Linked DNA regions of Mus musculus: region 1 is linked to region 2. Evidence: chromatin contacts called from ENCODE Hi-C or POLR2A ChIA-PET data. All regions are on one chromosome and are shown on one strand. The core of a region is the stretch at or near the end of the contact, and the rest is flanking DNA. Distances in the headings are between cores, read along the strand shown. Region 1 holds the start of Vdac1 (voltage-dependent anion channel 1). Region 2 holds the start of 0610009B22Rik (RIKEN cDNA 0610009B22 gene).

The links. Hi-C counts contacts between places; a loop is a spot of excess contacts on that map. ChIA-PET counts read pairs that join two places held with the same protein, here RNA polymerase II (POLR2A).
Region 1: a loop to region 2 is called in a map of v-Abl transformed pro-B cells, with 2.5 times the contacts of the local background. The contact joins the promoter of Vdac1 here to the promoter of 0610009B22Rik in region 2. A Hi-C loop is called at or near these places in 1 of 37 maps with a recorded cell type or tissue (v-Abl transformed pro-B cells). POLR2A ChIA-PET finds 5 or more read pairs at or near these places in 1 of 5 experiments (embryonic stem cell).

Annotation. Positions count from the first base shown.
Region 1 is chr11:52,357,720-52,363,098 of GRCm38, forward strand. Vdac1 (voltage-dependent anion channel 1) reads left to right here and starts at 3,132. Exons shown (of 9, transcript NM_011694.6): 1 at 3,132-3,433. It overlaps Gm51894 (a long non-coding RNA gene), which reads right to left and starts at 863. Exons shown (of 2, transcript XR_003949674.1): 1 at 772-863; 2 at 189-624.
Region 2 is chr11:51,686,731-51,691,477 of GRCm38, forward strand. 0610009B22Rik (RIKEN cDNA 0610009B22 gene) reads right to left here and starts at 1,904. Exons shown (of 2, transcript NM_025319.2): 1 at 1,818-1,904.

The DNA.
Region 1 (5,379 bases), core at 1,882-4,381, 670 kb after region 2:
TTTTTTAAAAGAAGACCTAGTATAAGAAAGAACTTCCCTAAGGTGAAGAAAAAAAATACTTTTTTTTTTTTTTTTTTGAGACAGGGTTTCATGTAACCTAGGCTGGGTTTGAGGTCATTATGTAGCCAAGGATACAGTAAACTTCTGATCCAGCCTCTGAAATAAAATAGTCTCACACGCATAGACCATTTCATTATTAAGAGAAAACTGCATCCCCTCTGGATGGTTTACTTTGTTCTGTGCAAAGGAAGACTGCAACTGATTTTGCACCTAAAAGAAAATACAATGTAAATAAATTAGGCAAAAAGAAAGAAAGAAAGAAAGAAAGAAAGAAAGAAAGAAAGAAAGAAGGAAAGAAAGAAAGGAAGAAAGAAAGAAAGAAAGAAAGAAAGAAAGAAAGAAGGAAAGCAAGCAAGCAAGCAACCCATTACTCAGGTAGCTGGCAAACAGCAGGAGAGGCCAGATGCAGGTGCACACTAGCTGCACAGCTAATCTTAACCCTAGCGTCAGTTTTAGTCTATTTTCACAGCTAGAGAACTCCAGGGTCTCAGTGATTCCTCCCCAGAGTCAGGGGAAAGAGAGCAGGAGGACTCTGTCACTTGTCAGCTCCAACTCCAACGAAGCCTGTGCATGAGACAAAAGTGAAATAGGGTCACTTATCCCAACAGACCTATGGTCAGGACAAAAGTGACATAGGGTCACTTACCCCCAACAGGACTATGGTCAGGACTGGCCCATCCCCACAAGTCAACAAGACATCTCTGGACTCACATGGAACTGAAGTAGCTCTGGGGACCCCAAACTCAGGAGGGGGATCCATGAGGAAATGAGCTCAAAGCGTCTTGCAACTGCACAGTGTTCTGCTTGCTTTTCTGGGCCAACAGAGATGCAAGCCTGCCGGAGGAGTTGGCAGACTCAGGACATCCTGCTGTTTCCCTAAAGCTTCTGGATTTCTTAATTTGAATCTGCAAGTAAGAACCCGACTGGCCAGGCTTGGATCAGGTTTTCTGTCTCAGGCCAATCAGCTTTGGCAGACTCCGTAGAGGGGAGGCTGGGCAGAGTCCAGTTTAAAAAAAAAAAAAAAAAGGTGACTTGCTTTTCCCCTCCCTGCAGGCTGTGACTGGGAAGAAAGATCAATGAATAACATTTCTGGTGCACTTGGATTTCAATCCCAGGGGCTCCCAGGTCTCCTCCCTATTCTGGCTGATTTTCTTTGCCTTTCTTGTGTGGCTAATTCTTTGGATTTAAAACCTTCCCTTCTGGAAGGAAAGAGATTCATAAAAGTCAGGTTCAGTCCTCAGCACTAGAAAGTTAAAAACAAACAAACAAACAAACAAACAAAACCCAAAACATACATGGCTTGGGAAGTCCAGCTATCGGACTCACGAGGTCCCTCTAGTCAACAGTTGCTGGAGAGGGAACTCTTGAGCTGCTGATAAGTCATGCATTGGTCCAGGGATGCATGCAGGTTTGTTAGTTGGGGGCCTTTGGGGTGATCTTTTTAGTTACCTTGAGTTACCTTGTAAATAAATTAAACACTTTCCCTGGTTTGCCGACGTAGACTTTGGGTGGAATTCTTTAATCTGTCATCTGTGCCTTCTCTACCGCAAATAGCTGTCTGTCTCCCCAGCAAAAGTGACACAAGCCACTCGCTGAGTTTTAGGTAAGTGCCTTACCAGTCCTCTGCATCTCCATTCATTTTAAATTAAAACCAAGACTCCCAGGGCGCTGAACGGAGGTGGCGCACACCGCCTTTAATCCCAGCACTTGGGAGGCAGAGGCAGGCGGATTTCTGAGTTCGAGGCCGGCCTGGTCTACAGTGTTAGTTCCAGGACAGCCAAGGCTATACAGAGAAACCCTGTCTCGGGAAAAAACAAACAAACAAACAAACAAAAAACAAAAACAAAAAAAAAACCCAAAAAATAAAACAAAACAAAAAAAAAAACCAAGAAAGACTCTCAGGGCGAAGTTCCGAGAAGCCAGACTTTCTGCCCACCCACGACACACAGCCCTGGGCATCAGGGCTCTGGGTCAAGTGTTAAGATTCTTGGAGACAAATCTTGTGTCCCCAGGTCTTGTCCTTCCGACTCTGCCTCCCTGTACGCCCCTGTGACTCAGCAGCTTTCCCTGCCTGGCTTTAACTCCGGGAATGGGCTGGGTGTTTGTTGCCGGGTAGATAGAGCTGCAGACTTGGGAACAGGTTCTTTCTAATGCAAAGCAAGCCCTGTACCACGGAGCTATCTGTTTGCCCACATTCTATTTCGAAGGGCTTTCCCTCATAGTCTTAACTAGATATGGGCTTAGGCCCCCTTACATTCCCTCTCCTCGGCCTCTCTCTCTCTTGGTTCCCTTCCTTTAGCCCACGGAACAGCATTTTCAATCTAGAGTGGCTGCGGATGCCCAGCTGTCTTGTTCAGCTACAGCAGGTTGTGAGCAACCACCTGGCGTCTCCTCTACTGGACCCCAAATGCCTGAATTCTCCTCGGACGTCTGTTAGTAGAAGGCAAAGGGTGTGAAGTCTTCACTCACATGTGATTTCACAAACTCTCCAAACCTGATTTGGTTAGTCTTGGTGTGGCACGCTCAACAGGGCAGGAGGCCACGTGCTGAGACCAGGCTGGGAAAAAGTGTCCGCCCTCTCTACACTGCAGGAAAGCAGACATCCAGAACCCGCGTGACCTCACGTAGCGAGACTCCGCAGTCTCACAAACCCACTTTGTCTTTTTTAATTTCTTAAATGCTTGGGAAATGGCGGAAAGAGGCTTTGACACTAGGGAAGATTGCACGCAACTTTACAGTGCGGAGCCGGCTCTCGGGAGAGTTTAATTTGCAACTGACTCGCTGACGCACGCGGGCGTGTCGCAGGCTCCGGAAATCAAGGTTGGAGCAGAGGGGACAGTAGCCGCTCTGACCTATACAGCGCCACTTCCAGAGCCCAGTGTCCCCACTGGGCCTCCGAGTGACTTGCAGCCTCGGCGACTCCGGCGACACTATCCGCTGAGGTCCCTAGGCCACCGCTCTGTGTGCCGGAAGCTCCCCTCCCCCTCTTCCCAAATGCTTCCAGCAGCCTGGAGGCTGCAACAGTGACCCGCGTGTCCCCGCGCACGCACACACCTCACGCACGTCAGACCCACGCCTCCCTATCGCCCCGTGCCAGAGTGCACGCAGGCCTTTACGCGCGGCCACACATGATCACAGAGCCGCAGAGGGCGAGAGCGCGGCTCGCGAGTGGGAAGAAGACCCCGAGACTGGTCTGGGCGCTGTCCGGGGTGGAGCCGAGGGCGGAGCTTCGGGGTCCGGCGCGCAGAGCTGGGGCGTGTCCGCGCCGCCGCGATCTGCGCCGCTCCGCCCTCGGCCCGTTCGCTGCGCTCCCAGCCTCCTCGCCGCAACCCCCGCCGTAGCTGCCGCTGCTCCCGCCGTCACCGCCTCCGAGGTAGGCGCAGCGGAGAGGGCCTGGGCTATGCCTGAGTCCCCAGGGCCTCGGGTCGCGCTCCTGGGAAGTCTCCAGGGAGGCGATCGAGGGAGGTTCGGGCGAGGGCGCTGGGCCTAAGCGCTTGGCCCCGGGAAGGGTGAACCAGGGACGATCATTGCGGGCCTGGAGGGGCAGCGGGCTTGTAGAGGAGGCCTGGAGGGCGGGCGCAGAGCGGATCTCCCAGATTCTAGCTCGAGCGTTCAGAGCACCTGCATTTGGAAGCCAGGGGCGGTTCGAACATGCGAGGAGCGGAAGGGCAAGGGCGGCCGCGTGGAGGCCCGGCGGGCCGCGGGTCTAGGTGACCTTCCCGGCGGCGCCCTCTGGCTCTAGATCCCGTCGGTGTGGATCTGGTAGAGACCCTCCCACGGCCCAAGCCCTTCCCCACCAGCTCCAAGGGCCTGTGCAGACCCAGCTTCCTCCGCCGAGAGGACGAACTCCAGGCACGGCCATGCCCTGGATCCCCCAGCCCCTACACGCCCTAGCCGGCCCACGCCCGGAGTAGGTGGCGCCGGGTCCCTCCCGCGCATGCCAGTGTCTTCCCGGGCGGAACGGGCTGCCCTGAGTGGACTTAGGCCGCAGGAACAGGGACCTGGGCCTGGACTGAGAGCGAGACCCCATAGGGAGCCATACGCTTGGCCTCCTTGGCCTCGGGGACGGAGTCCGTGTTCTGTGTCGCCAAATGCAACTGTGCATTCTGGAAACTGTTTTCAGGGCCTGACATCAGATTGGAGGCCCGCAACTCTACACGGTTTGTCCAAGGTCACACTGGTAGGAAGATTTAAAACTTCAATCTTCTCATCTGCGAAATAGGAGCAATTATATACACTTCACTGAGTTTGGGGGAAAGAATAAAATGATCCGATTAACACGAAGCCTTGGGGCATGCACAAGGACACCTTAGAAACCTTGACATTTGCCTAGGAGACCTAGGAGCTTTTGGGGAGGGTTGAACTCATCCTCCACAGACTTTTATTTTATTTTATTTTTTATTCCACATGGTGTACAGGAAGGGACTCCATGAATATACAGGCGTATTATTTTAATGCCATTATTACTAATGTCAGAAGCAAGCATTTGTGCAGCACCAGGTATTGAGTCATTGGAGAATAATTCACGAGACACTGTCAGTTTGCAGATTGACAGCTGTCAGGCTGGAGCACTAAATCTGACTGCAGACCCAGAATGCAGGAAGAGTGTGGGCTTAGCTCAGGTGTGTGCTGTCCAAAACTTCTCTTTCCTTGACCAGAGATATGGGTGAGGGGCTTAACTCCGGCTTGTTTACTAGCAAGCCAGGCATAACTGCGGAGGGCCTGCCTGCTTTTCTCGGGACTGACAAAACTGAAGGGCCAAACTCAGGCTTGTCTTCAGGGACTTGGGTGGGACCACTTGGCACACATTAGGTGGTTAAGAAAGGTCTGTGGGGTAAATTCATTTTTAAAAAATGTCTATTTAATGTGTGCATGCTTGTGCCTATGTGAGTTTATGTACATACATGCAGGTGTGAGATGCCTCATGTGGGTCTGGGAATCGAACCTGGGTCTTCTGCAAAAGCAGTAAGCACTTTTTTGTTTGTTTTGTTTTTGTTTTGTTTTGTTTTTTTGAGACAGGGCTTCTCTGTATAGCCCTGGCTGTCAGCAGTAAGCACTCTTTTTTTTTTTTTTTTTTTTTTTAAGATTTATTTATTATTTTATGTAAGTACACTGTAGCTGTCTTCAGACACTCCAGAAGAGGGCGTCAGATCTCATTATGGATGGCTATGAGCCACCATGTGGTTGCTGGGATTTGAATTCAGGACCTTCAGAAGAGCAGTCAGTGCTCTTAACCATTGAGCCATCTCTCCAGCCACAGCAGTAAGCACTTGTAACCCCTGAGCTCTCTCTCCATTTTTTTTTCTTTCATACCACTCT
Region 2 (4,747 bases), core at 654-3,153:
CTGAGATGCTGTCTTTAAAAACAAAACAACAACATCCTACAAACTAAAAGCTTTTTTCTTAAAACCAGAAACAAGGAAAGATCACAACTCCATCCTTTGGCTAAAGTTTAGGAATGCAGAAAGTATACCTCCCTTCTACCACTTCTATTGAGTACTTTACTGGAGATAGCAGGCAGGGAAACAAAGTTAATGGGAAGAATTAAAAAAAAAAAATCACTACATTGGGGGGTGGGGACAGCCCCAGCACCAGGGAGGCAGAGGCAGGCAAGTTCCTGTGCGTTCAAGGCCAGTCTGGTCTACAGATCTAGTTCCAGGACAGCCAGGGATACACAGAAAAACTGTTTCAAAAGCTAAACCAAAACAAAGAAATAAAAAGCATTTGGACTATGAAGTCCAAACTATTTGAAGATGATATAATCTTATACATAAAATGTCCTATGGAACCATGTAAGGGCAGACTTAGCAAGGCAACAGGAAACAAGATCAATAGAGAAACAAATGGGTTTCTATAGACCAGCAGCTAGTTCCAGAGTGATAAAAAAAAAAAAAAAAAAAACAAAAACCAAAAACCAAAAAACCCAGGATAAGGGACTATCGTTTAAGAGACACGTCATAAAATAAAAACTATAGCTTTAGGAATTTAATCAAGGCTTTCAGTGGAGGTCTTGGTGGTTAAGATCATTGGTTGCTCTTTCAGAGGACCTAAGTTTCCACTAAAAATTTCCGAAGAATTAAAGAATCTCACCTATTCTTGAAAACAAGTAAATAATGGCTGCTGGTTCAGGGGACTCGTTTTTCCTCATTGGTGTATCCACCATTAAATTGTGTATGCTCCATAAATAAACCCCTACCCATAAATACCCAAGTTAAACTCAGTGGGTACACACGCATGCTCAGTCCAGAACTCAGTAGGCAGAGGCTAGAGGATCTGTGAGTTCAAAGCTAGCTTGTTCTGCAAAGCAAGTTCCAGGACAGTCAGGGCTACAGAAAGAGACTCTGTCACAAGAAGAAAGAAGACAGGAGGAGGAGGAGGAGATGATCAACTTCACAAAGTTGTCCTCTCTTACACATGTACCATATAGCAAGCAGGCACTCCCATGATGTGTCACATACATCCACAATAATAATAATTTTAAAAAATGTATAGATATGAAAATAGAAGGGAAAGGGGGTTCAGTGGGTGTGGGATGAGAGGGTGACAAGGGCTGAAAACCACATTAAAACACATGGATGAACCTGCCAAAGGATAACTAAAGATACTAGGATGGACTGTCATCCTTGCTTTGGGGCTATTAAAGATGGCGATACATCTATTTACCCACAGATTCATTTACAACACGATGACAGAGTCCATTAAATAAACCCGTACATTTTGCTATTTTATTTTGTTATTAACCTTTTTTAAAAAATAAAATAAAAGGTCTTATGAAGCCCAGACTGGCCTACAAGTATCAGAAAATGGCTTGAATTCCTTACCCTAGCTCCCCCTTTCCAGTGCTGCGATTATCTTACACTGCCCCTCTTTAACTGTTTATTTCTGGTGCTGGGGACCAAATCCCAAACCTCCAGGTGCTAGGCAAGGGCTCTGCCCCTGAGCCACAAATCCCAAGGAAAACTCAAAGTACGCACCCACGAAAGTGACTGAACTGTATGTGCCCAGCCTCCCTGGACGGCCCCCACTTTCCCAGTCTCTAGCTCCCGACTTTTTGCTTTGGGCAGGGTCTTGCTGTCCTACAGCACTTGAGGCAATCCCTCCGGGCTCCTGAGCGCTGGGATCACAGGCGAGTGCGGGATTTTGACAACTATAAATACCTCACCTAAGCCGACTTCCCTCTAGTTCAGGGGCAGACAAGCTCAAAGAGGAAAGCAGGTCAGCCGGCCATCACACACACTCAACGTCCACCCCGCGGGGTAGCTCCGCCCACCGACTAGCCGAGACTGCTCACTGCGCATGCGTACATGTTCCCGCCTCTCCGGGAAGGACTGAGCGGCCTGCGCCGGCTGCCGACCTGACGCAAGTGACGGAAGACTGAGCATGCTCAGTAACGCGCTAAGCCCGTCCCCAGCCCCGGTCCGGCCGCCATCTTGGATCAGGGCAGCTCAGTCGACCGGGCATGCGCACATGCGTCTCTGAGCAAGGCTGCGCTAAGGGTTTTGTCCGCCATCTTGGGTCAAGGCCTCATGGGACGTCGGGGTCCCCGCGGGCCTCCTCTGGCTCTTAGAGCAATCCTTGCCTTCACCGCACGCGTACTTGCTTATGTTGTCACTGACGTTCGCCTGGAGGTGTAGAGACCGGAAGCCTGGCGGGAGATGTGGACCAGACTGCCAAGTGAGGCGGAGCTTTTAACTACAAGAATGCCAGAAAGCAAAATGGAGGTTGCAGCACCGGGCGCTTGTGTCCAGACGGTGCTGGCCGTATGCGTGGGCGGAAATGCGTAATGGGAGGGTGGTTTAGGGCGCAAATCACTGGTGTTAGGTGCTGTTAATCATCAAGGACTCTGCTCTTTCAAGTGTATGTCTGCATTGTTCACAGGTTTTCCTTATGTGTTTATTATAGTGAGACTTATCTAGCGTTGGCGTCCTGAATTCCTTCTTCCCTTAAACAGACATTTCGAAGCTACTTTGGCTAAAAATCATTGACTTCTCTCTGGGGCCACAGAGTGACTAAAGATAAAGTTTGGCATTTCTGTTTTCGTTTTGTGTTTGCTAGAAACATAAACAAAGCGAAGTAGCTCTACAAGGCACGTTCTATTTGTAAAAAAGGTGTTTCAGGATCAAAATCATGGTGTCTTTTCCCCAGTGGCTGGGGTCCGACCTTCATGCTTGGCTAGTTCTGAAAGAATAAGCTTAGAGGAATGGAGTTAAAGGTCTGTATTCCAGGCAGCAGGGAATTCAGGAGGGAGAAAGGATGCATGAGGTTTATAAACAAAACTTTACTAGGTGGAGAAGATGTTTGTTTGTTTGTTTGTTTGTTTGAGTGAAGCAGCTTTCTTTTATTGGCGGTAGTGAAGAAAATTTTTGGAATATTGGCCAATGGCAGACTACCTACCTACCTTTGATAGATAAATAACAAAACTGATTTCTTACATCTCCTTTGCTTTGGTCAGGTACCTGCCCACTTCTACATAAGCAGCATGTTTATCCATCCATTTCATCTCCCTTCAAAATTGAAGGCACAAAAAAGTCATTGTCCTAAACCTCTGGTCATCTTGATAGGAATGGGAGTTAGGGAGGAAGGGAATAAAAGTGTCTGCTACAAGAAGTCTCCAGTTATCATTTGAGCCGTAGAAATATGAACATGTTTGTTTTGTGTAGCAGCTCACAAATTTCCATTACTGAGGCTGACTGCTTTCCTGACTTCCAATTAAGGAAACTAAGTCAGTGTGTGCATATTTATGTGTTAGAACACTTTTTGGCTTTGTATACATGTGTAGAGGCCAGAAGTTAAAGTCGTGTGTCAACCTTATCACTCTTTGCTTTGCTTTTTGAGACAGTCTCCTGAGTAGCCTTGACTGGCTTTAAACTTATGCCTAGCTTGAGGATCTTACAGAACGTTCTAAAAATAAGTGTGTTTGAGATGCTCAGAAATAAGTGGATTATATGCATTAAAAACACATTGAGCTGGGTGGTGGTGGTACATGCCTTTAATCCCAGCACTCGAGGCAGACACAGTTGGATTTTGAGTTCAAGGCCACCTGACCTACAGAGTAAGTTCCAGAATAGCCAGGGCTACAGAGAGAAACCATCTTGAAAAAACAAAACAACATCAACAAAAATCTTGAGCAATATAAAACGTGAATTAAAAACATAAGGCTAGGGGCTGGTGAGATGGCTCAGTGGGTAAGAGCACCCGACTGCTCTTCCGAAGGTCTGGAGTTCAAATCCCAGCAACCACATGGTGGCTCACAACCATCCGTAATGAGATCTGGCGCCCTCTTCTGGAGTGTCTGAAGACAGCTACAGTGTACTTACATATAATAAATAAATAAATCTTTAAAAAAAAAAAAAAAAAACATAAGGCTATTAAAATCAATCTTGGAAATAGAAAATATATGGCCATACAAGTATAAAATCAAGAATAAAGTCCAGTTTAGGCAAAGACAAGAATGAAAGAAAACAGTGCTAAGTATGGTGGCTCATACCTTAAATCCCAGCACTCAGAAGGGAGAGGCGGGTGAGTCTCTGTGAGTTCAAAGCTAGCCTGGTCTACAAAGTGAGTTCCAGGCTAGCCAAGGCTACATAGTAAGACCCTGTTTTTCTTCTTTTTTTGTTTTTAAACTTTTTTTTAAAAAAGGTGTACTCACATGTATGTGAGTACACCTTTGCTGTCTTCAGACACATCAAAAGAGGGCATCAGATCCCATTACAGATGGTTGTGAGCCACCATTGCTGGGAATTGAACTCAGGACCTCTGCAAGAACAGTCAGTATTCTTCTTAACTGCTAAGCCATCTCTCCAGCCCAAGACCCTGTCTTAAAACAACAACAAGAGAAGAGAAGAGAAGAGAAGAGAAGAGAAGAGAAGAGAAGAGAAAAGGGTTGTAATAGAAACTCTGAGGGTAAAAGGGTTTGATAAGAGAAGCAAATACCTGTTGGGTTTTGTGGCAGAGGCTTGGAATCCCAGCACTCTGGTGGCAGAGGCATGAGTTTGAGGTCTACCTGGACTACATAAGTGAATTGTAAACCAGTCATTGTTGCAGAGAGCTATCTTGTTACTAATGGTTGGGATTGGGTACCTCCAGGTTCTC